Regions from separate parts of the Homo sapiens genome. Here regions 1 and 2 are each linked to region 3. A link is a loop called in an ENCODE intact Hi-C map of the cell type or tissue named here. Cell type or tissue: HCT116. All regions are shown on one strand. Each heading gives the region's core, and the rest is flanking DNA. Links, peaks and the distances in the headings are about the cores only.

Region 1 (7,826 bases), core at 1,258-6,257, 170 kb before region 3:
TTATGAATGTTCTTACCTGGTGTTTGGTTGGTTGAGAGTAAAAGAAAAACCAACTCAAATTGACTTAGTTTGAGTTGAATGGACAGATCATGTAGCTGAAAAGTCCAGAGATAGGGCTAGTCTCAGGAGAGGCTTGGTCTAGTTTCTTTCTCTGCATTTCTTGGCCCTGCATTTTTAGTGCGGAGTTTGTTCTTGGCAGCCTCCCCACTCATAGCCCCAAGTTGCTGTTAGTAATCTCTAGGGCTACTTGTTTCCAGATTGGAATGCAATAGAAAAGAGAAAGCTTACATTATCAGCAAATTTCAGAATTGACGTAGTTTATGTGCCAGTGTCTGAATTCAAAATTGTAATTAGGAGGGTGGGCCATGTACTTGCCTTAAGCTAATTTGACCCTGGAATTATGGATGGGAGATGAATCTATCCAGTTCGTGAAACTAAGGAATTTGGCACATTGTTTAGCTGATGGGGAGAGGAAATAGTCAAAGGAATATTACATGTGTCGTTAACAGGACTGAATTTAAAGTGCTGAGGTTGGTGTTTTTTTTTTTTTGTTTTTTTTTTTTTTTTTTTTTTTTTTGAGGCGGAGTCTCCCTCTGTCGCCCAGGCTGGAGTGCAGTGGCACGATCTCGGCTCACTGCAAGCTCAGCCTCCTGGGTTCATGCTATTCTCCTGCCTCAGCCTCCCAAGTAGCTGGGACTACAGGCACCTGCCACCACACACGGCCAATTTTTTTGTATTTTTAGTAGAGATGGGGTTTCACCATGTTAGCCAGGCTGATCTCGATCTCCTGACCTTGTGATCCGCCTGCCTCAGCCTCCCAAAGTGCTGGGATTACCGGCGTGAGCCACCGTGCCCAGCCAGTTGGTTTTTGATATATTTGCTAGTAGATATGTCTCTTACTCTCAAAATACTAGGTTAGCGTCCATTACTGGTTGCAATAGCCATTAGTGATATCCATTAATGTTTCTAGCTTTCTGTCTTTTGGACCCATGGTGACTCTTTTGGCCAGTAAGTTGTGAGCATTTGGGTTGAAGCATTACATTTGAGAGTGAGACTGTTCAGAGCTTCTTTTTCCTCTGGTAATATACCTCGAAGCATTGGAGATGGTGGGTGCTCCGTTATGAGTATCTGATGAGGAGACTCATGTTGGGCAAGTAGCATGAACAAGAAACAAACTCTTACTGGGTTAAGCTGTGAAGATTTTGGAGTTATTACTGTAGCATAGCTGGTTATCCTGACTAGTACATTGCATTTCTTGATACAGTTGAATTATTTGGGATCACTCACAAAAATCCTATATTTGCATAATTCTTTCAATTTAGCAGAAATATTTTTACATCTATGCTCTCATTTCCATGATAGTCCTATAAATATATGAGAAATGTTATTAGTTCCATTTTGCCAGTGGAAAAATTGAGGCAATCTCCCAAATGCTCCAAATGTTTGCTAATATAGCAGAGTTTGTTATTTTCTATTTGCTTTGTTTACTTAAGCAATATACTTAATTTGCATGTATAATGAGGATCTCTAGAAAAAATAATACTTCCCATTTTATTAATATTTTATTTGGTAGCCCATCTCTGAAAAATTTGTCATTTTTACTCCATTTTCTTTACTTTATTCCCCACCTTCACCCCACCCCCCCACCAAGTAGTAAATGCTGGAAATATAAAGGACTTTGGCCACTGTGCTTCTGTTGAAAGCTAAAGTAAGGGAGTGGTTATGTCTACTATTTGTCTGCATTGAGCTTTGTTAGGGGCCAAGAGAATCATTCTTGAGGGGAACTGAAAGAGAATCCAAGGAAACTGTAAGCATACATCAGGCAGTAGAACGAGGGCTCTGCCTGAAGGGCTTGACTAGAGAGGAGAAGGTAAATAAACTGAATTTCCTTTGGTAAGAAAGTGGCAGCAGGCTTGAAATGCAGACTGGAAGAGAGAGCAAGGGCAGATTACTCTGAAAGCAGAAGAGATAACTGCTTTGCAATGAATTGGGGCAGCACAGTGGTGAAGAGGGTGGGCTCTGGAGCAGAATGTCTATTGCTAGATCCAAATCCTGGCTCTTACAATCACCACTTACAAGCTGTGTCAACTCGTGTAAGTTAGTAAGTTACTTAATCTCTCTGAACCTTGGATTTCCCTTCTACAGAAAGGAAATAATAGTACCTATTTCATAAGAATGTTGTGGGATAAGATGAGCTGTAAAATGTAAAACTCTTAGTACACATAGTAAGAGCTTGATAAATGTCAGTAATTATTACCATTCATGGTCGTTCCTTCTGTCCCCACCCTGATCCAAGCTGTGCATCATCTTTCACCTGGACTAATGCAAAGACCTCCTCATCGCTCTTTTCATATCTATTCTTGTGTTACCACTGATTTGTTTTCCACCTAGCTAGGGTGATATTTTAAAATAAAAATCTCAAGTTACTTCTTTGCTTAAGATGTTTCAGTAATTCCCCCTTCACTTAGGATTTTAGTCTTTATTAGTCTTTATAATAAAGACTCTTTTGGTCTTGATAATAAGGACGACTAAAATTCTTAGTATGTATTCTGAGGAACTACTCCATCTAGTCTGTGCTGATCTCTGCAGTCCAGCCTCATAGGCCCTCTTCTAGATCCCCAAGTGTGCCACCTTTTGCCTACCTAAGGGCCTTTGCGTTAAAATATTTTAGAGAAGCAATGACATTGCCTTCCAGGTGGAGGGTTCTCTACTGGTGTGACACTCTCTCCCAACTCCATTACTACTCTGCCACATGTGAGATGAAGTCATTGACCCGATGGGCCAATCTTGGAGGAATAATGGGCCTCAGCTCATCTTTGCCCTTCTCCCTCTTGGAAGCACATTTTCCACAGGGAACATGTGCTTCCTCACATTCATTTACGGGGAGGCACTTTCCCACTATGTGGGACCCTGCCCTGGTCTGGCATCACCTGTGACTGTGAGCCCAAGCCTACCTCATCATGGAATCTGTTAACCATTCCTCCTCACTAACAAGCTAATGCCGTGGCCTCTAGTTTGGCTTTTATCAGCACCAAAGAGGCTCCGTGGAGTCTACTCCTTTTCTTCTGGATTGGGATGTTTGTAGTCATTCATGGTGGGAAAGTACTTCTGAGAGGATAGTGGTGAAGATCTTTCTGTGCCTTATTATGGAATGAACTGTACTCAGATTGGACTGTAGGCCTATAGCCTATGAAATGACTAAATATTAATGTGCCTGATTTAAGGTCTTACCAATGCAGTACTCATATGCTTGGACAGGGCAGTGGAAATGGAAATGTGTTTTGCTTTTGGTTGAAAAACAAAGAAAAGTAGACTGGCCCAGAGATTTTCCAGGAGGGGGAGCCCTTGTTCCTTGTTCCCATTCAAAGCTGTGAGGGTTTTCATCATCTGTGACTAAGTTACAACAGAACGAGTAGAACAAACACAATCATTGCTATATGTCATGCTAAGCAAATAGGAGAAAATTGTCATAGTTTCTGTTTGGCATTATTTATCCCACAGAATTAGCTCTTTACCTATATGGAACTCAGTTTTGTAGGAGAGTGTCTTTATAATTCCTGCCGTGGTTTTGACAGTTATAGACATTGCATATGTCCTTTTTGCAAGATGCTAGGCTAACCTCTATTTTAGCTTTAAGTTAGAAGGAAAATATAAAACAGAATTAGGAATGTGAGCTCCTTATTTAACTGTATTTTCTCCTTAGCTTTAATCTTCCCCATTCTTTTCTCCAAATCCTTTCTTTAGAAAAACATGTGATTGACAGTACCAACACCCTATTTTGCAGTGTGTTAACTTCTTGAGTAGTTAACATACTGCAATATCATCATTATTAGCTTTCAGAACGGTTTTCAGTACATTAATGTGCATCAGACCAACTAAGCTGGAAACTCTTCTCTTGACATCTCTTCTTATTTTCCCAGAACTTGTAGCACAAAACTGGACACCTTGATTCCTGACAAATGTTGTATTAGTCCGTTTTCATGCTGCTAATAAAGACATACCTGAGACTGGGTAACTTATAAAGAAAAGAGGTTTAATTAATTCACAGTTCAGCATGGCTGGGGAGGCCTAAGGAATCTTAGAGTCATGATGGAAGGGGAAGCAAACACGTCCTTCTTCACATGGAGGCAACAAGGAGAAGTGCTGAGCAAAAGAAGGGAAAGCCCCTTATAAAATGGTCAGATCTTGTGAAAACTCACTCACTATCATGAGCATAGCAGCATCAGGGTAACCACTCTAATGATTCAGTTATCTCCCATCGGGTCCCTCCTACGACATGTGAGGATTATGGGAACTACAATTCAAGATGAGATTTGGGTAGGGACACAGCCCAACCATATCAAATGTTAAAAATGGTCATTTAACAGATGACTGGACTCTAAAAAAACAGATAGGAGTGATGGCTAGGAGCCAGTGTAGGTTCACCTAAAACAAGTTACCCCAAACTAACCTCATTTAAAAAATATTATTCTGGGCATATTGATTCTGAATTTCAGTAATATCTGTCACCCCAAATTTCTCATGTTATCTTTGTGGATAGGATAGAATTAAGCCTCAAATAATATAGTTACATGGCTTTACAAGTGGTTAAATAAAACATATTTAATATGTTTTATATAAAACATATTAAACCTGAAAAAATTGTTAACATTAATTTGTAGAGAGGTCTCTAGTAGTTTGCCATAGCTTTATTGGTTTAATTAAAATTTCTTTTGGTGCATTTAGCCTGTTTTTTTTTTAATGTATATTTGTCTACAGCTTTGGAAGAACATATAAAAGGCATGTGTTTGAAATTTTCTGATGACACAAAGCTGGGAGGAATATTTAATGCTTTAGATAGTATACTCAAGATTAAATATTTTTTCATTAGGCTGGTGTAATAGGAAATATGAAAGATGTATACATAAATATTTTAAAAACCAACTATAAATGTATAGAAAGGGAAAGATGATTTAATAGTGATTTATGTAGAAATGATCTAGGAATTTTTGTTGATCAAAACTTAATATGAAGATATAGTGAGACACAATTGCCAGAATGCCAATGAAATCTTTGGACATGTCAGTACAATAGTTCAGAACACAGGACATCAAAGTCCTTACTATACATAGACTTGTTGAGCTAGATCTGCAGTTGTGTTTGGTTCTAGGCATCATGTTTTAAGAGAGATGCAGAGAAGCTGGGATGGACCCAAAAGAGCCTCACTGGGAAGAAATGTCTGTAAAATAAATCATAGAGAATGGTTGAAAGGTTTGGGAATGTCTGAGTCAGAATAAATATTTATGGGAGTCCTATGAGTGGTTCTCAAGTATTTGAAGGTTATCAACATAGAAAGGCCTTAGACTTGGTCTAGGTGACCCCAGGCATGGAATTTGCTATGTGGCAAGAAGACACTTCTCAAAAGAAGACATACATGTGACCAACAAATATATGAAAAAATGCTAAATACCACTAATCATTAAAGAAAGGCAAATCAAAACCACAATGAGATGCCATCTCACACCAGTCAGAATGGCCATTATTAAAAAGTAAAAAAAGAAAAAAAAATAACAGATGTTGAGGTTGCAGAGAAAAAGGAATGCTTATACACTGTTGGTAGGAGTGTAAATAAGTTCAGCCATTGTGGAAAACAGTGTGGCAATTCCTCAAAGAACCTAAAACAGAACTAGTATTTGACCCAGCAATCCAATTACTGGGTATACACCCAATGGAAAATAAATCGTTCTACCATAAAGACACATGCACTTGTATGTTCATTACGGCACTATTTACAATAGCAAAGACATGGAGTCAACCTAGATGCCCATCAATGGTGGACTGGATAAAGAAAAATGTGGTACATATACACCATGGAATACCACACAGGCATAAAAAAAGAATGAAACATGTCCTTTGCAGCAGCATGGGTGAAGCTGGAGGCCATTATCTGAAGTGAATTAACACAGGATCATAAAACCAAAGACTGCAAGTTCTCACTTATGAGTGGGGGCTAAACAATGAGTACTCATGGACATATACAGCAGCAATAGACATTGGGGATTACTAGAGTGAGGAGAGTGAAAGGGTGGGGTAAGGGTTGAAAAACTACCTATTGGATACTATGCTTGTTACTAGGGAGAGTGGATGTCCCAGCTCTTGTCTAACTTGGAAGAAAGATTTCAACCAAGAGACAGTACAAAGATAGCAAAAAATTTTATTGAAAAGAAATATATTGTAAAGAGCTTATTGTAGGAAAAATGGGTACACCCCAAAGGAGGAGTGGGATGATCCTGTGCGAAAACAGTTCCAAAGGTTCTGCACAGGGAGCTTTATCATGCTGGACTTTTTCTGCAAATTACTGCCCCTGTCTCAAGTCTCCACCTTTCTCCTTTGCCTAGTTTTTCCCGCTCCTGCCTTAACTCCTCACCTAGGCTTGTGGGACCCTCCCTTACTGTTGGTTAATGTGCATGTGTGGGCTGGTGATCAGTACAAATCCTGTCTGATGGTGGCCCTGCTCATTGCTGCCACCCCAGAAAGGTTGTATAGTGGTCAAATCTATACCTGTTGGGCCTACATATCTCTTTGGAATTTCCTTGTGTGTCCTAATCTGTACTTGTGGTGCCAGGTTTCTCTTGGTAATGTCCCCTTTGCCCATCTTTTTTCCTTTTTTTTTTTTGGCAGAGTCTTGCTCCATCACCCAGGCTGGAGTGCAGTGGTGCAATTCCGGCTCACTGCGACCTCCGCTTCCTGGGTTCAAGCGATTCTCCTGCCTCAGCCTCCTCAGTAGCTGGGATTACAGGCGTGCACCACCATGCCTGGCTAATTTTTGTATTTGTAGTAGAGAGGGGGTTTCATCTTGTTGGCCAGGCTGGTCTCGAACTCCTGACCTCAAGTGATCCACCTACCTCTGCCTCCCAAAATGCTGGGATTATAGGCGTGAGCCACTGTGCTTGGCCCCCTTTGCCCTTCTTATTAGCATGTAGCTAACGACATTCTGACATTTTAACTGCAGAGTGAATGATTATTGGGGTGTCTTAAGAGGCATTCCGCGGTGTTTCTTTCTGTGTGGCTACCTTCTCGCTCTCCTACCCACATATGACTAAGTGCCCCCCGACAAGCATTAGAAATGGCATTAATATGCAAATTTTGGGTGGTCCCTCAGGTGTGAGCCTTCCCAGAGGTTTCCTTTCCCAGGAGCTCCCCTCCTGTTAATGTCTAGCTCTCCACCCACTCTAACATGCTCTTTACCTGACGACAGGATCATTCATACACCAAACCTCAGTGACATGTAGTTCTCTCATGTGACAAGCCTGCACACATGCTCCTGAACCTAAAATAAAAGTAGAAAAAAATAGTTATTAAAAAAAAAGAAGTTATAGGGAGGCAGATTTGGGTTCCTCATAATAAGGACCATTCCAGCAATTCCCGTTCTGAAATGGGGACGGGCTGCCTTGCGAGGCAGTCAGTTTCCCATCCCAGGAGATCTTCTAAGACAGACCTAGGAGCCCCTTGTCGGAGGTATCTAAAAGGGTCATGCTTTGGGAAGGTGGACCAGATGATTTCTGAAGTTCCCTCCTGCCTTGCGGGCTCCAACAGGAACTCAATACTGCATACAGTAGGTACTCAAGCAATGACTGCCAAATAGTTGAGTGCTTAAGTCAGAAATCTCAGGGGTAGACTTTTGCATTTGATACATATTTAGTTACAGGTGAGTTTATGGCATGGACCAGTAATTTCATCTAGTATCAGGAGCATATCATCTTGGGAAAAATGAAGGCCTTGAGCCACACAGAGTTGAAATTTCCTAGATAACCGGCTTATCTTTCTTACTCTGGCTCAGGCTTGTA
Region 2 (7,826 bases), core at 1,631-6,630, 270 kb before region 3:
AAATGCCTCTATTAGAATTTCATTCTAATGAAGTAGTTTTTCATTAGATTCACTTCTCTTTTGAGCATATTATCATCATTATCATTATTATTATTGTGGTTATTTCTCTAAAGAGCTCCTCTCTGCAGTTGTTTCCTACCACCTCAGTGGACTCTGTGATGATCAAAGAGATCTGCTTCAAGGCTTAGTGCACATACACATATTATCCCCTCCCATGCTTGCCTTTTGTTTCCTTATAAACTGTTTAACCAGGAAAACAGGTCTGACTGATTTGAAGAGGAAGAGAGGTCAGCAGTCTATCACCAGATCAGACTCTACCAGTGATACTAGGATCTCCTTTCTAACTTCTGGCCTATAGCTTACTCTCTCTTGTCTTCTGTGTTTTATGCTTATGACATGACTCAGATAATATACAGGGACATACTGGGCACTACGGCAGACCTAGCCAATCAATCATGGCATTATCTTAGGCTGAGCCTAATCATGTGTCAGAATTGTTCTTAACACAATGTTCTCAACTGCCACCACCACATTCACATTTAACCCCTGAGATTAGTTCTGCTTATCATCTCTGTAGTATTGATTCATAGATGAACAAGAGAATCACCTGGGAAGCTTTAAAAATAGCATGATGTATTGTTATTTTTAAAAGGGATACTTATCTTTTTGAGATACATACTAAGTACTTATGGATGAAATGATGTTGAACCATTTGAGAGATAGTTGTAGACAATATAACATTTTATTCCTAAATACTTTCAGTACGTATCACTTAAAACAAGAGAATTTTGTAATCTAACTACAACAGAATTATAACACTTGGGAAACTTGAAGTCGATACAATTTTATTATCTAATATTACATTTAATATTATTATCTAATATGAATTCTTATTCAGTTTTCGAATTACTTCAATAATATCTGTGTTAGCCTGTTTTGTGCTGCTATTACAGAGTACCTTAGACTGGGTAATTTATAAAGAACAGAAATTTATTTTTTCATAGTTTTGGAGGCTAGAAAGTCCAAGATCCTTTGCATTAGCAGGTTTGGTTATCTGGTGAAGGCTGTAGCCTCCAAGAAAAGGAATGCTGTGTCCTCACGTGGCAGAAGGTGGAATGGCAAGGAATGCATACTGCATGAAGCCTCTTTTGTAAGGGCCTTAATCCCATTCATGAGGGAGGAGCTCTCATGGCCTAATCCCCTTTTAAAGGCCCCACCTCTTAATACTGTCATATTGGCAACACCTACATTTTGGAGGGGACACATTCAACCCATTGCAATGTCTTATAGCTTTTTTTTTGTAAACCATCCAAAAGCCAATCTAGATTACAGATTGCATTTAATATTAAATATAATTATTTATGTCTTTTATGTTTCCTTTAATCAAGAGCAGTTCCCCAGCTTTTCCTTGGTCTTTAATTGACATTAACATTTTTGGAGTCCAGGCCAGTATTTTGTTGAATGTTCTTTAACTTGGGTTTATGTGATGTTTCCTCATGATTAGATTCAGGTTTTGCAGTTTGGCAGGAACACTAAAGAAGTGGTGTTCTGTCCTTCTCAGTGTGTCAGACCAGGAGGCATCTGCTGCCTGATTGTCCCATTATTGCTCGTATTAAGTTGGATCACTTAGTAGAAATGCTAACTGCTAGATGCATTGGAAAGATATAGTTCTTCTTTGTAATTAATATGTATTGCATGGAGTTATACTTTTAGATTGTATAAATATTCTTTTACGCCCCAATTTCCCACTGAATGATTTTGGCACTCTTTGATGATCCTTGCCTGAATCTATTATTTCTATGGTGGTTCTGAGAGGGTGATTTTCTGTTTCTATCATTCCTTCCACATGCATTCATTGGCATCTTTTCTTTTTCTTTTTTTCCTCCTTTAAAGGTTGGGTATAGACTCAGCAATTTTCAAAAAATTCAATGTTATATATTCTTTTGTGTCATTGATCTTGGTTGGCTCCTGTGTCTTTTGGCAGGTCCCGATCAGCTTTTGAGCATGTTCTGATGTTCTGAAACAAAAGATGTTCCAGGATCACCTTGTGCTTCCCTTGACCCAGCCCTGGAATCAACCATTTCTCCGTGGGATCCTGCTTTTGTCTTTTGACTATGGTGTTTAGACATGGAAGCCAGGGTGCAGGTATACTCCTTCTGCAGGAGGGTTATTGCTTCTAGGCTCTTTCAATGGACAAAATAGGAAGTATATACTTTTTTTTTTTTTTTTTTTTTGGAGACAGTGTCTCTTTCTCTCTGTCACCCAGGATGGAGTGCAGTGGTGTGATCTCTGTTCACTGCAACCTCCGCCTCCCCAGTTCAAGCGATTCTCATGCCTCAGCCTCCTGAGTAGCTGGGATTACAGGCATGCAGCACCACACCCGACTAATTCTTGTAATTGTAGTAGAGGCAGGGTTTTACCATGTTGCCCAGGCTGGTCTTGAACTCCTGACCTCAGGTGATCTGCCCACCTTGACCTCCCCAAGTGCTGGGATTACAGGCGTGAGCCACCGTGCCTGGCTAATACATAGTTTTAAAGACCTCGAATTTGTACTGATACCTCTAACTTCGTAACCCAACACCAAAGAGTTTGCGTCTTCTTCCTTTACTCCATATCTCTTTTAAAAAACAAAAAACAACCCTCCCATAATGGGAAAACTGGTTCCCAGTGAGACAGCCAAGTGGGAAGAGGATCCCTGGAAAAACTCCAACTGGCTTGTGCACTGGGAAGAGTGCACACTGGGGTGGAGACACAGAAGTTCACAACATTTGCAGAAGGGTTCCTCTTCCTGTGTGGAACCTGGGATTCAAGGCTCCTCCTCTTCCTGTGTGGAACTTGTGGGTGGGAAGTTCTCTAGCAGGGACTCTGGCCTTAGGAGGATCCCTGTTTCCCCTTTTTTCCCTTTTACCCAATACAACCCTGCTTTACTCACGCTTCAAACCATCTATGAGCCTAAATGTTGGTGACCATGGGACGGAAAAGGACCCTGTCTTTAGCTGAACTAAGGAAAAGTCCTGCAACACCAGCAAGATCAATATGTTTATCTATTTGAAATTCTAAAACACACGCAAAGTAGTTTCAGAATTACTACATCAATACCACTACCAAAGACAAACTTACCTTACCAGGTAAAGTTCAAGGCTTTCTTAATTATTATCCTTAGAATATTCCCTGAGGGTGGCCAGTTAGAATTTCACATTCACAAGTTACTTGGAATAATTATTTTTCTTGTTCTGAATAATTACATTTTTTATATGATACATGCTTAGGTTGATTTGTTTCTGTTTCTGTTCAACTTAACAGTCCTCCCAGCCTGGTGACTAAATTTTATATTTGAAAATGTAGGCCGGGCGTGGTGGCTCATGCCTGTAATCCCGGCACTTTGGGAGGCCAAGGCAGGTGAATCACGAGGTCAGAGTTCAAGACCAGCCTGGCCAAGATGGTGAAACCCCGTCTCTACTAAAAACACAAAAAATTAGCTGGGCACGGTGGCAGACGCCTGTAATCCCAGCTACTCGGGATGCTGAGGTAGGTGAACCACTTGAACTCAGAGGGCAGAGGTTGCAGTGACCCGAGATCGCGCTCCTGCACTCCAGCCTGGGCAACAGAGTGAGACTCCGTCTCAAAAAAAAAAAAAAAAGTAAACATTTATGTGGTTCAAGAGTAAAAACTATATAAAAATATAATCAGAAGAGTTCTATCTTTTTCCATCTTTCTCATTCATTTTCATCCTTTTGCTTTAGGTAATCAATCCCATTAGTTTCTGGTTAATCCTTTCTGCATTTCTTTTTTTGCAAAAATTAGGACATATTCATATATCTTCTGACAAAGTAGCTTTGGCCAAATAGAAATATTGTCTTGCTGGGCACAAAGCACCAATTTTCAAAAAAGTTCCCAATGACTGAGCAAGCATTTTCTCTTCTTGGTGTACCTGAGTGCACCTGTGATAGTAAGAAAGAAAGAAAGAAAGGAAGGAAAAAGAAAAAAAGACATGGTGAGAGTGGCGGTGAAGAGAGTAGGGGGCCTAATTAGCCTTAAGAATTTATTCACATTTAGTAAAATTTCCACTAGATGGCAGTAACACTCCAAGAATAAGTTTCCTTTGTGTTCTGGGATAGGGTGACGCACCTACATGGAATGATGAGCTGTGGAGTGTGTTTAGGACAGACTCCCACCCAATGCAGAAATATTTTAAATGGATTCATTTTTCAGGTAATACCAATTTAACTTTTAAAATTAACTCTAAATCCAGTTTATCCCTCAGTAATGTAATATACTGAAAAAAGAAAGAGACTGATCCTGAATCAATGTATGACTGATCTGTGATTTGATAGCCTCTCAAATCAGACAAGATACTATAAACAGCAAATGTTAAAAAACCCTTAAGATTCAGTAAAATGTATTTTTATGCCCAGTGTTAATTAAAATCTCTTTATTGAATGCACTTTACCTCTTTATTTTTTGTTCAATTTTGTTTTATCCTGATTTTTAAAACAAGTAAAAAGTAGTCAAAGCCAAAAAGTAAACTAAATATCAAGGTTCATTTTAACTCAGATTAGGATGTGGTACATATAGCTGGGATTGTAGAGGTAATACCATACCCCTGGTTAACTCAATAGATCTTGCAAAAAGTTCTATTTAATATCAGTCACTGCTTTTCATGGCTCAGCTAGGCTTTAAGAACGAAATATTTTCTACGATATTCAGTAGTGTAATATGATATGGAAGCAACTGCTTCCATAAGTGTAGAGGGCAGGAGTGATCTGATCAGCTGAGAGTAGTCCGTGACGGCTTCCAGGAGTAAGTGAACTTTGAAAAAGGTGCTGAAGGAAATCATAGATATGAGTTGATAGTTAGGGAAAGGTAGGCCCTGTGGATAGGAAGAAAGATGTAAAAAAAAAAACAAGGGTAATTGCAAATGATGTCATCTCATATTAGGTTATTCTTTCATGATGAAGTGAAGGAAAACATGCCTTAACTTTGTGATATAGTTTGGCTCTGTGTCCCTACCCAAATCTCATCTTGAATTGTAATCCTCATGTGTCAAGGGAGGGACTTGGTGGGAGGTAATGCCCCCATGCTGTTCTCAAGATAGTGAGTGAGTCTCATGTGATCTGATGGTTTTGTAAGTGTTTGACATTTTCCCTTTTTGCTCTTCTCTCCTGCTGCCACGTAAGATGTGCCTTGCTTCCTCTTTGCCTTCTGCCATGATTGTAAGTTTCCTGAGGCCTCCCCAGCCATGCGTAACTGTGAGTCAATCAAACCTCTTTTCTTTACAAATTACCCAGTCTCAGGTATTTCTTTACAGCAGTGTGAAAAATGGACTAATACACTGTGAATGCAAAAGTCTATCATGTTCAATATAATTATCTCAGAATGTTTTTCACGTCTCTTCCCCTCCTTTGCATTTCTACCACCATCATCATACTTTAGGCTTTTCATACTGGGAAATGGACTAAGGTTTCAACTTGGCATCCCTGCTTCCATTCTTCCCTCCTCTAAATCGATTTTCCACATTGTGGCCAGGATTGCCTTCCTAAGGCACAACCCTGACCTAGTATGTTTCCTTTGGTAAAACAAAGGGACCTGAATTGGCTCAGCTTCCAGGGCACCATGAAAACAGTCTATTGATAGGAAGTTGGTCTCAAAAAGCCCTTCCATTCTAATGTTTTATGATCCTTACATGTCATCCTTTCACTGAGATAGCATGTGTGGCTCCCATTTATCTACAGGTGAAGTTGATGTTCCCTTTTCAGACATGCAAGGCAGTCTACAACGTAGGCCTGTATTTTCTGGGTTTTCTCCCCCTCACTCATGATTAGTTCACTTTAGCCAAATCAGACAGAGGGCATATAACATGGTACCTTTAATCACGCTGTTCCATCTGTCAGGAATGCAGAATCATCCCTCCCTGTTTCCATTTGAAATGCTTCATAGAACACTTGTGATTTGCACAAAGCCACCCTTTACTACTGTGGCACCTAGCCTCTAAGTTGACCTCCAGAGATTCATGCTGCCTGGTACTCATGCACTGTGAAATGACCACACTGAATCACGGCTGACTCTGTATAGTCAATAACTGATGGAATATTGTGAAAGTAAAAATATGTTACTTCTGAGGTTAGCTTATCAAAAGCTTTGTAGTTTCTGCTTTAGTGTCTTGGATCACTCACTTTGAGGAGAGCCAGCTGCATGCTATGAGGACACTAAAGCAGCTTTATGGAGAGATCTACTTGGAGAGAAGCTGAGGTCTTTACTCAACAGTCAGCACCAATGTGCCCACCATGTGAGTGAGCCATTCAGAAAATGATTCCTCCAGCCCCAGTCAAGCCCCTGGGTGACTGCAGAATCAACTAGTATCTGACTGAAGGCAGCAAGCCAAAACTGCCCATCAACTTGCTCCTGAATTTCTGACCCACAGACACTATATTGTTGTTTTAAGCCACTAAGTGTTGGGGGTGATTTGTTACACAGCAATAGATAATACAACATCAAGCCTCTGATGGCACAGTTTTGGCAGCCAACTAGAATTACTTGCTCTTCAATTTCTATTTTTAGAAGAAAAGTTCTTGCCTTTAAGGGAAATGAGGGCTTTGATGAGGTTGATATCCTCAAAGGAAGGTCCTGGCATCTCCAGGTCTTCAGCTTCTCTCCTAAGCTAAGCATTTAATTCATTCTTAACTCCTTCCTATGCATTATACATAGTCAGAGCCTGAAACAGTTCGTTTCTTCTCAAAAGGGAGGATAGTAGAAACAGAGGCAGAGTAACAGTCAAGGCCATGGATGGTGGAAGCAGATGTGTGCGTAATTGAGTCTTGGCTTTGCCTCTCCCTCCCTGCATGCCTACTGACTTTGGAGGATTGCATGGGGGTATTGAATGTTAAGATCTATGCCATGCCCACACTTCAGTGCCTGGAAAGTATCCAGGACTCAGTAAATGCTATGATTTTTATTACTAAGATTCCCTGGACATCAGCCTCTTTTCATTACTACCTTAAACTAGAGCCATCTTTATCATTCCTCGTTGCTTTCTACCACCATTTCTTTGTACCACAGACTCTTCCACTGAGCTGCCAAGATGTTCTTCAAAATGAAATATAGCCGTGTTGTTTTCCTGCTTGAAAAACCTCTATTAAAATACAAAACAGATCCGTAGGGTTAAATCTAGGCTAGAGTTGCTTTGGGGAGGAGGAAGTGGATGGTGAGTGGGAAGGGGCGTGACAGGGTGGGCTTTTGAGGTGCTGACATGTTGTTTCTTGACCTTGATGGTGATTATACAGTTGGGTACCTTTCGTGATAACTCTGAGTTGTGTCCTGGATGCTCTGTGTGTTTTTCTGTATGTATATTATATTGCAATAAAAAGTCTATTCATAAAAAATGAACATAAAAACAAGTGAACATCACTGTTGGCTTCCTTGCCATCAGGGATAAAAGCTGCTTTCCTTCGGCATCCAGAGCTGCCCCATGGCTCCTGTTCGGGACCTACTTCTTCAGCATCATAACTCACTCCTGAGTCCCACACAACCAGTGTTTCTAGTTATATTTCTCAGCATTCCCTGAACACACCATGCAACTTCTCTGCCTTTGTACATTCTGTCCACTTCCTCTTTCCCTACCTCAGTTTTTACATTTTAGGAAAAACTCGTATTCGTCTTTCAAGAGCCCCTCAGACATGCCATATGTGAAGCCTTATGTGCCCTCCTCAAGCAGAGAAGTTGCTCCCTCCTCTGGCTTACCGCAACACCTCTCTCACAGTGCTGTGCAGACTTTCTGTGTTCAGGGAAATATGTTGTGTGTGCTGTCCAATATGGCAGCCACTGGAAAC
Region 3 (7,826 bases), core at 1,837-6,836:
CTAGGCTGTGGTATCTTGGAACTGGCCCATACTGATTCACAAGAGCTGATTGTTAAATTTTCATGAATTTTGTGAGCCAGTGGTTAAATACAGCCATTATTAAACGTTATATAAATTTACAATTTAAGTTATATTAAAAATAAAAGACAGTTAATATACTCAAAATGAATCCCTTGCTAATTATTTTCCCATGTTTTACTATTTATGCTCTTGAGATTATATTGGGTCTGTATAGTAGAAATACTATATAATGGTGAGTATGTCTCAACTCCACATTCAGTGGCATCATTGCTTGAAATCAGTCATGGAGGAATATTTATACCATGGAAATTGGCAAATGCTACAAATCAAGGCTTTTTTTTGTTTGTTTGTTTGTTTGTTTTGAGACGGAGTCTTGCTTTGTCACCCAGGCTGGAGTGCAGTGGCGTGATCTTGGCTTACTGCAACCTCAGCCTCTCGGGTTCATGCCACTCTCCTGCCTCAGCCTCCCGAGTAGCTGGGACTACAGGCGCCCGCCACCATGCCTGGCTAATTTTTTGTATTTTTAGTAGAGACGGGGTTTCACCATGTTAGCCAGGATGGTCTTGATCTCCTGACCTCATGATCCACCCGCCTAGGCCTCCCAAAGTGCTGGGATTACAGGTGTGAGCCACCACACCTGGCCGGCTTTTTTTTTTTTTTAGCCTGTTGTTAAACATTTATCAGCATGTCATTGGATATAGTCCCCCTTTCTAAATCCTTACAGCTGGGTTTAGACCACATAATGAAAATAGGAATCAGAGAGTAACAAAGGAGAGTTACCATGAAGAGAACTTAAAATTTGTTATTAGAAATAGTTATTCTGAGTCATAAGCTTTCCCACTTCCACCATTGTCTTCAGTTTCTTCTCAGCATAGCATCCAGAGTAATCCTGTTAAAATATAAATAAGACCAGGTTGCTCCTTTGCTTAAAGTCCTCTAATGTCTTCTACTTTCACTTAGGTAATAAGCCATGTTTAGTTACATAGGATTGTTCTTCTTACCTCCTGACATCCATTATTCTTCCTACAGGTCACTCTGCTCTACCCAACTGGGCCACCTTGCTGTTCTCTGAGCATAGTGGATGCTTTCTTGCCTTAGGGTTGTTTCATGGGGCCTACTTGCAGTATAGAATGCTGCACGTCCCAGCATTTCCAGCTGTTTCAGAAAGCTGCATGTTAGATCCATTTCCTTCAGGTCTTATCTCAAATTCACTTCTCAGTGAGACTTTCTTCAATCTGCTGTATTACAATTACAGCCCTCCCACATTCCCTATCCCCTTTCCTCTCTAGCACTTACTACCTTCTAACTAATTAAGTTGATTTTAATTTTTGCTTTTGCCCATAATAAGCTCTGTAACCGAAAGGTTCTGTTTCCACAACTGTGTGTACTCATAGGCAAAATGGGGATATATGCCTGCTTCACATGCCTCATTGACTTTTAGTGAGGCCCATGCAGGGAATTCTTGTGTAATTAGTCTACAAAGGTGTGAGGGGATATTTTTGTTGTTTTGCTATTTATGCCCATCTTGCTTTAAACCACTCCCCCGCAAAAACCTCTCCATTTTAACACAGGATAGAAATAACAGGCTTATTACTATATTTATCTCTGAAGATTTTAGTGAATCCTTTGTTTACCACTTGGATCAGATAATTGGACTCATTATAAGCCACTGAAAACCTGGAGAATAAAATGGCAACCCACCACAAGGTCAGGGGCTCATACGTGTCCCGCACTATGTTAGGGGTACTGCTGCATGTATTATTTTGTCCTCACTGCCACACTGCAGGAAGGGTATACATCACTTTAGAGATAAAGAAACTGCCGTTTAGAGAGATCTAGTATCCCATTAAGGCACCAGAGCTGATAAGAGGCAGGTCTAGGAAAGAATTCATATTTGTCTGATTCCAAAAGTCAACTCCCACCCACCTCAGAAAACCTGGTTATTTAACCTAAATGTGAATATTCTCACTACTATGGATGATGTTTCTCACTTATATGTTATATTTCTTTTCAGACTGTTTATGACCAGTGGTTCATCACCCTTTTTAACATTGTTTACACATCACTGCCTGTTTTAGCCATGGGGATTTTTGACCAGGTATGTTTTTTTTCCATCTTTATAACTTAGTTTCTCTTTTATGCCTTTTAGTTTTTTGTGGGTTCTAAGTAGAAAACACAATTCTAAGTAGCAGCCCTAGGAATGCAGTTGTTTTAGTTGCTTTTGCATGGATCACACATGCTTCCAGGTCCACTGTGCCTCCCTTACCCCTATACCCTAGCTTCCCCAAAAGCATTATTTGATAAAAGTTGGTTACTCTTCTCTTAGAGGTTCACACCCCATAGATTGCTCTAAAGGCTCTAGAAGTCCTGTACGAAGTAATCTCTTTAACTTCATTTTAACCCAGCATTTCCCAAACTTCTATGACTGTATATGTTTTCATATAGCACCTATTAATTAATATGTCTCAGAACTAGTGTCTGTGGTTCACACACGGGGAAATGCTGCCTTAGCCTCTGAGAGCTTATAAAGAACCATGCAATGATAGAAAATCATGGGGCTAGGTTGGAACACAGGGGGCTAACACCTGCAGTGAGACTCCCTTGTTGCGAACATCTGCAGTGAGACTTCCTTGTTACACACAGCCCAGAACAGGAGCCACAGACCAGTAGAGCAGTCTGCCAGTGGGAGAGGAGGATGAGAAGCTCCATGGCCAAGGAAAGAAAGAGCATGGATTTCTTTTGTCCCAGCATCAATGTGCTTGAGTGGGGAGAAAGGAGAGGATCAATCACAAAAATGGTAGATCCTTGGCATACTCAGAGCCTTGGAAGGGACTTCCTGGAAAGGGGAAAAAGTCTGGCTGCCTGTGGGGAAGTGAAAGACTAGCCAGTGGAATTTCCGTGGCACAATTAGAGTGTCTTATTTTTAAAAAGACTTTTTGTTTTTTAAAAAAGTATTTTTAAGGAGACCACATTTTCTCCAGGCTGTTGTTAGACCTATTTGCTAGGCCTCATTTTCTGGGCCAAAGCCGTCTATTGCAAAATATAAATCTTCACATTATGAGCTCACTCCAGTCTCCCATTTGGCTGGCTTTGTAGTCAGTTGTTAAGTCTCCCTTCTCATATGTAAAAAGGGCAGTTTGCGAAAGGCATATTTTCTGGAATTATACAAAAAAGTAATGAACTTCTGAAGACCTTAGATGTAAAGGATTAAGCACATTCATTTCTCAGCGCCCATGTTTACAAGTGTTTCTTTTCTTGGAGCTTTGTAGCTGCCCAGAATGTGGAATAAAATAATAAAAATAAAGCAGTTTCTGGGAAAAGATGGTTATTGTGCAATTCAAAAAAAATATAATAAGGCTTCCTATTACCATCAAGTTGAGTGTCTGCTCCTCTCTCCTTTCCTGCTTTGTCAACCTTGGCCCTTAAACTGATCACAGGATCGTGGAATGCTATGCTGGACAGGCCTCAGCAATCATCAACAGATCTGCTCATTTTTTAAGGCAGAAACCAAGCCTTGGAGAGTCATTTCCCTAAAGCCACACAGCCAATAAGTGACACGGCTAAGACTAGAACCAGGCCTCTTAACTTTGAGGTTGCTACATTATTGCTATTGTTGTTATTATCATTATTTTATTAATTGTTATTTATAGAAGCATCTGGCATATTTATTACTTACGATGTGGCAAGAACTCTACTAAATACTTTACATACTGGTTTAATCATGGCGATAGTTCCATGTGGGAGGTGTTATTGTTTGCATTTCTGGGCATGAGGAAACCAAGGCTCAGGCGGATTAAGTAACAGGTTTAAGATAACACACCAGCTAAACCCGTTACCAGGGATTGAGCTCATGACTGTCTTGTTTCAAAGCCTGCGCACATAACCCTCAGTCACTGAACTAGGGGAACAAGCATCCAAAAGCATCTAAAAACAGGACTTTCTAAAGAGAATATGCCTGTGTTTTTCCATGGGACTCTGTTTGGAGAGACCTGGGCCATCCCACAAGCAGGAAGGGGAATGTTCCTCTCCCACAATAGTTCACCACCTGTGTTGCTTCCACTTTCGCCTCTTCTCCTCCACCTGTGGTCCTCTGATGTCCCCTGTGGTTGATTCTTGCCATCCTTTTTGGTTTTTGGCATTTGGCTTTGGTGCTCACTGTGGTTATCAGCATTACTTTGGAGCTGGCTGGAAATGCAGTCTTGGGCCCTCAGCCCTATTGAATCACAATCTGTTTCCCAGGCGATTTGTGTGCACATTAGGTTTGATAAGCATTTAGTTTCTCTTGGGACCTGGTTGGTGTCAAATGTGCCACCTTCTCATTCTGTCTATATTCTTTCTTTGTCCTGAACACCTGGTAACTGCTGTTAAAATTCTCACTGGGTAGGATCCTCATCCCAGCCTCCTTCTCACCTGGAATCCCAAATGCAGTTTCCCCTTTTCCCTGCTCTCTTCTTCCTGCTCACTTCCCTCCAAAGTCATGAGCTCTGATTTGACAATTCTGACTCCACAGCTCTCTGCTGTCATCTCCTGGTCACTACCACTCACTACCTTGACAATTAACTTCTGGGGCCCATTGGCTGCACATGATGTGCTGGAATTCTGGGAGCACGAATGCTTCTGACAGCCTGCAGGAGAGTGTAGGAAAGAAACTTCAATTTGAAGCCAAATAGCTAGGCTCAAACCAAGCCCTGGTTCTGCTACTTACGAGCTGTGTGACCTCTCATGAATCTCTCTTGGAGACTCAAGCTCCTTCTCTGTAAAGTAGAGATCATTTTATTATCTTCTGGTTTATTGTGGGAATACAAACAAGATAATGTCCTGTTCTGGCCCAGTGAGTAGTGCATTTTAGGACATGTTTAAACAGGCATTTGCTATTTCTGAAGATAGGGAATACAAGGCCTCTCTGACTCTTTTTAATCCTTCTCCACTGAAATTACACTCTGTTTACAGGATGTGAGTGACCAGAACAGCGTGGACTGTCCCCAGCTCTACAAACCAGGACAGCTGAATCTGCTTTTTAACAAGCGTAAATTTTTCATTTGCGTGTTGCATGGAATCTACACCTCATTAGTCCTTTTCTTCATCCCCTATGGGGCCTTTTACAACGTGGCTGGAGAAGATGGGCAACATATTGCTGACTACCAGTCCTTTGCAGTTACCATGGCCACATCTTTGGTCATTGTGGTCAGTGTGCAGGTAACGCTGTCGGTGTAAGCACCTTAACTTGATGGGTTTACAACTTTTACTATTTCATTGTTGATTGATTTTGTCTACTTGTTGGGGGGAAATAATCCTAAAGGAATACTGGGGCTGTCCTTTTAAGTACACATTTTGAGATGAAAGCAGGAAGCTTTAACATAAATTACTGGGGAGAATTAGCATTAGGCGTCTGTAACATTCATGTTAGTAGAAACCTCACAATGTATCACTTCTTTGGGTTGTGCATTGTATGTAAAGAGAAATGATTATACTATTATTTCCTTCTTGTATTTGAAGAAAAAAAAAATTCCAATAACAGAAGGAGAAACTTTCCCATGATTTCTTTAAGACTTAATAACTGCCAGGTTTTAAAGTGAGATCTAAAGTTTGCTTGGCAATACATTTCTATGGAGTTATTCAAGAGGTTCAATGCTATATCTGTGGCATATCCGAATCTCACACTCAGAGGAGCTCTTCTGGTGGGGATGATTTTTTGAGGTTCCATTGACCTTCTTCCATCTTGAGTTGTGTCTCTATTTCCTTTTTACTGTGAATGTGGTCAATGCCATTAGATACTGAGTTAGAGTTCACAAAAACTTTTATTTCTTGAGAGGAGGCCTTGCTATGTTGCCCAAGCTTGTCTAGAGCTCCTGGGCTTAAGTAATTGCTCACCTTGGCCTCCAGGTGGCTGAGATTATAGGCATGCATCACCGCACATAGTTAGAAAAACTTTTCCTCTATTACTATCTGTAGCTCCGAGTAGGTACAGCAAGCTATGTGACCTCTGTTTTATTTTGTTGTCTTTTGATTACTGAGCAAACTGTTAATAATTAGGTGATCTTCTCTGTCATGAGGGTACATTTCCAATTCTCTGGATTCTCCTTCCATAGAGAAGACAGTGGTGGGGTGTACAGGGACATCTTTTTAGTGGTAACAGCTGATTCACCTCTGGCTCAGACCTGTTCCTCGGTACTCCAAGAGATTATTTGAAAGGTAGTAACTGAAATAAAAGGCCACTATCTGAAGAAGCAGCAAATAGAAAACATTCTTCATACTGTCCTGTTAACATGATCTGTTTATAAGTAAGGGTAATAAATTACCTGGAAGAGTCATTGTAGGTGTGACATGTAACAAGCATTAAATGTTTGTGTGTATGTGTGTGTGCATGTGTACATGGATAGATGTGTGTGTGTGAAACTGGTGTTCACAATTAACCCTACAATTTTTGGTTAACTTAATCTTTATAATTTTAGAAAAAGCCTGCTGTTATGCCCATGCATCTTTTTCTCTTTTTTTTTGCTTGCCCATAATTTGTTTTATGTGCTATTACAATAGTGCCAGTGCCATGTTTTTATATTAACTTTATGTTTAGAAGCTGTTTTTCTCATAAAACATACAGTTCTTATTCCAGTTGAATGTTGAAATCACATTTCTACTTTCTCACAAGTTGAGAGCCCACAGAAACTATCACATTTTAAAAACATTGTTTAGTCACGAAAAAATTACAGAACTTCAAAAGTTTATTTTAAAAGCTTCAAGTGACTTCTTGTCGCTTGAAGTTTTTAAAATAAACTTTTGAAATTTCTAACCCTTGATTATCCAAGTTTTATAAGAATGATATAGAATGATATCCATGTTTTTTCAGAGAGGATTCACACCTTAGGCTCAAAGTAACCATTAGCCCCTCATTCAGGATGTTTTGCAAGAGGAAATCCAAATCCATTTGCTTCAGACCTTAATGGCCATTTGTCTCTTCAAAATCTATTCTCTGCCTTCCATCTCCTCAAGGACAATAGTGGTCCTAGCCATCCCTCCAATCCCATTACTCACACGCCCCAGCCACACTGGCTTTTGTTCTGCTCCTGGAATTCACCAGTCTCTTGCTTGCCTTATGGCTTTGCTCTTTCCTGCCTGGAACATTCTTCTCTCAGTTTCCCTCACATGTCATTTCTTCAGAGGGGCCTCCCTGGATCCATTTAAACTAAGGCCCCTTTATTTTCTCTAGTGGAATAGAAATCAATTATTTTATCTCATAGTTGTCATCTCCCCTTGTAAGTACAAATTTAGTGGTGTGTTCTCTCGTTTAATGTCTTTCTACCTCCTAGAGTGTAACCTTCACGAAGGCAGTGGAAATGTCTGTTAATCGCTGTATACCCAGAGCTGAGCACATCACCTGTTAGTGTGACACACAATGGATATTTCTTGAGTATTGAATAAATGAGGGAGATGTTGAGAGGAAATTCTCCTGCTACTGATCCTGTCATAACAAGAGAGTTCATCTGGGTGTGTCAAGTTCCTAGGAAAGAATCATTATAACTGATGTGTTTACAGATTGTGTTGACAGTTTTCAAATGTGCCCAAAGTTTCCAACCAGTCTGAGAGAGGGTCCTCCTGTGCTGAGTCCAGCAGAATGACCCAGCTGTGAAATGTGGTATGGGGAAAAGTGAGAGATTTTAGATGCCTTCAAAAGCAAGGCAGTGCAGGGAGAGTCAAGTACTGCATGGCCTCAGAAGGTGGGATGTGCTGCGGTCGCCACACCTCCTGCAGCCAGGCAGAAACTTAGGCCATGTATGTACCTGTGGAGCCTCTGCCCTAAAAACACAAAA

The links. Peaks named below come from ENCODE experiments on the same cell type or tissue, not always from the same donor. Only the 100,000 strongest peaks of a DNase experiment are listed, where the experiment ranks them.
Region 1: a loop joins it to region 3, with 2.2 times the contacts of the local background. A loop is called at or near these places in 15 of 110 quality-filtered maps.
Region 2: it touches region 3 in a loop (15-fold over the local background); 12 of 110 quality-filtered maps call a loop at or near these places.

Annotation. Positions count from the first base shown.
Region 1 is chr15:50,047,535-50,055,360 of GRCh38, reverse strand. The region is part of intron 3 of ATP8B4 (ATPase phospholipid transporting 8B4 (putative)); the gene reads left to right. Among named protein-coding and RNA genes, the nearest start is that of ATP8B4, 68 kb to the left of the region's middle. In HCT116, for the core only: a CTCF peak has its summit at 3,342 (motif pointing right); a DNase peak (open chromatin) is centred at 3,360.
Region 2 is chr15:50,141,829-50,149,654 of GRCh38, reverse strand. It overlaps a transcript of ATP8B4 not described here. Among named protein-coding and RNA genes, the nearest start is that of ATP8B4, 27 kb to the right of the region's middle. In HCT116, for the core only: a CTCF peak has its summit at 4,060 (motif pointing right); a DNase peak (open chromatin) is centred at 4,074.
Region 3 is chr15:49,873,669-49,881,494 of GRCh38, reverse strand. It overlaps ATP8B4 (ATPase phospholipid transporting 8B4 (putative)), which reads left to right. Exons shown (of 28, transcript NM_024837.4): 24 at 2,036-2,119; 25 at 4,972-5,217. LOC102724587 (a long non-coding RNA gene) reads right to left here and starts at 4,196. Exons shown (of 3, transcript NR_187946.1): 1 at 4,067-4,196; 2 at 802-910. In HCT116, for the core only: CTCF peaks have their summits at 4,558 (motif pointing left) and 5,889 (motif pointing right); a DNase peak (open chromatin) is centred at 4,534.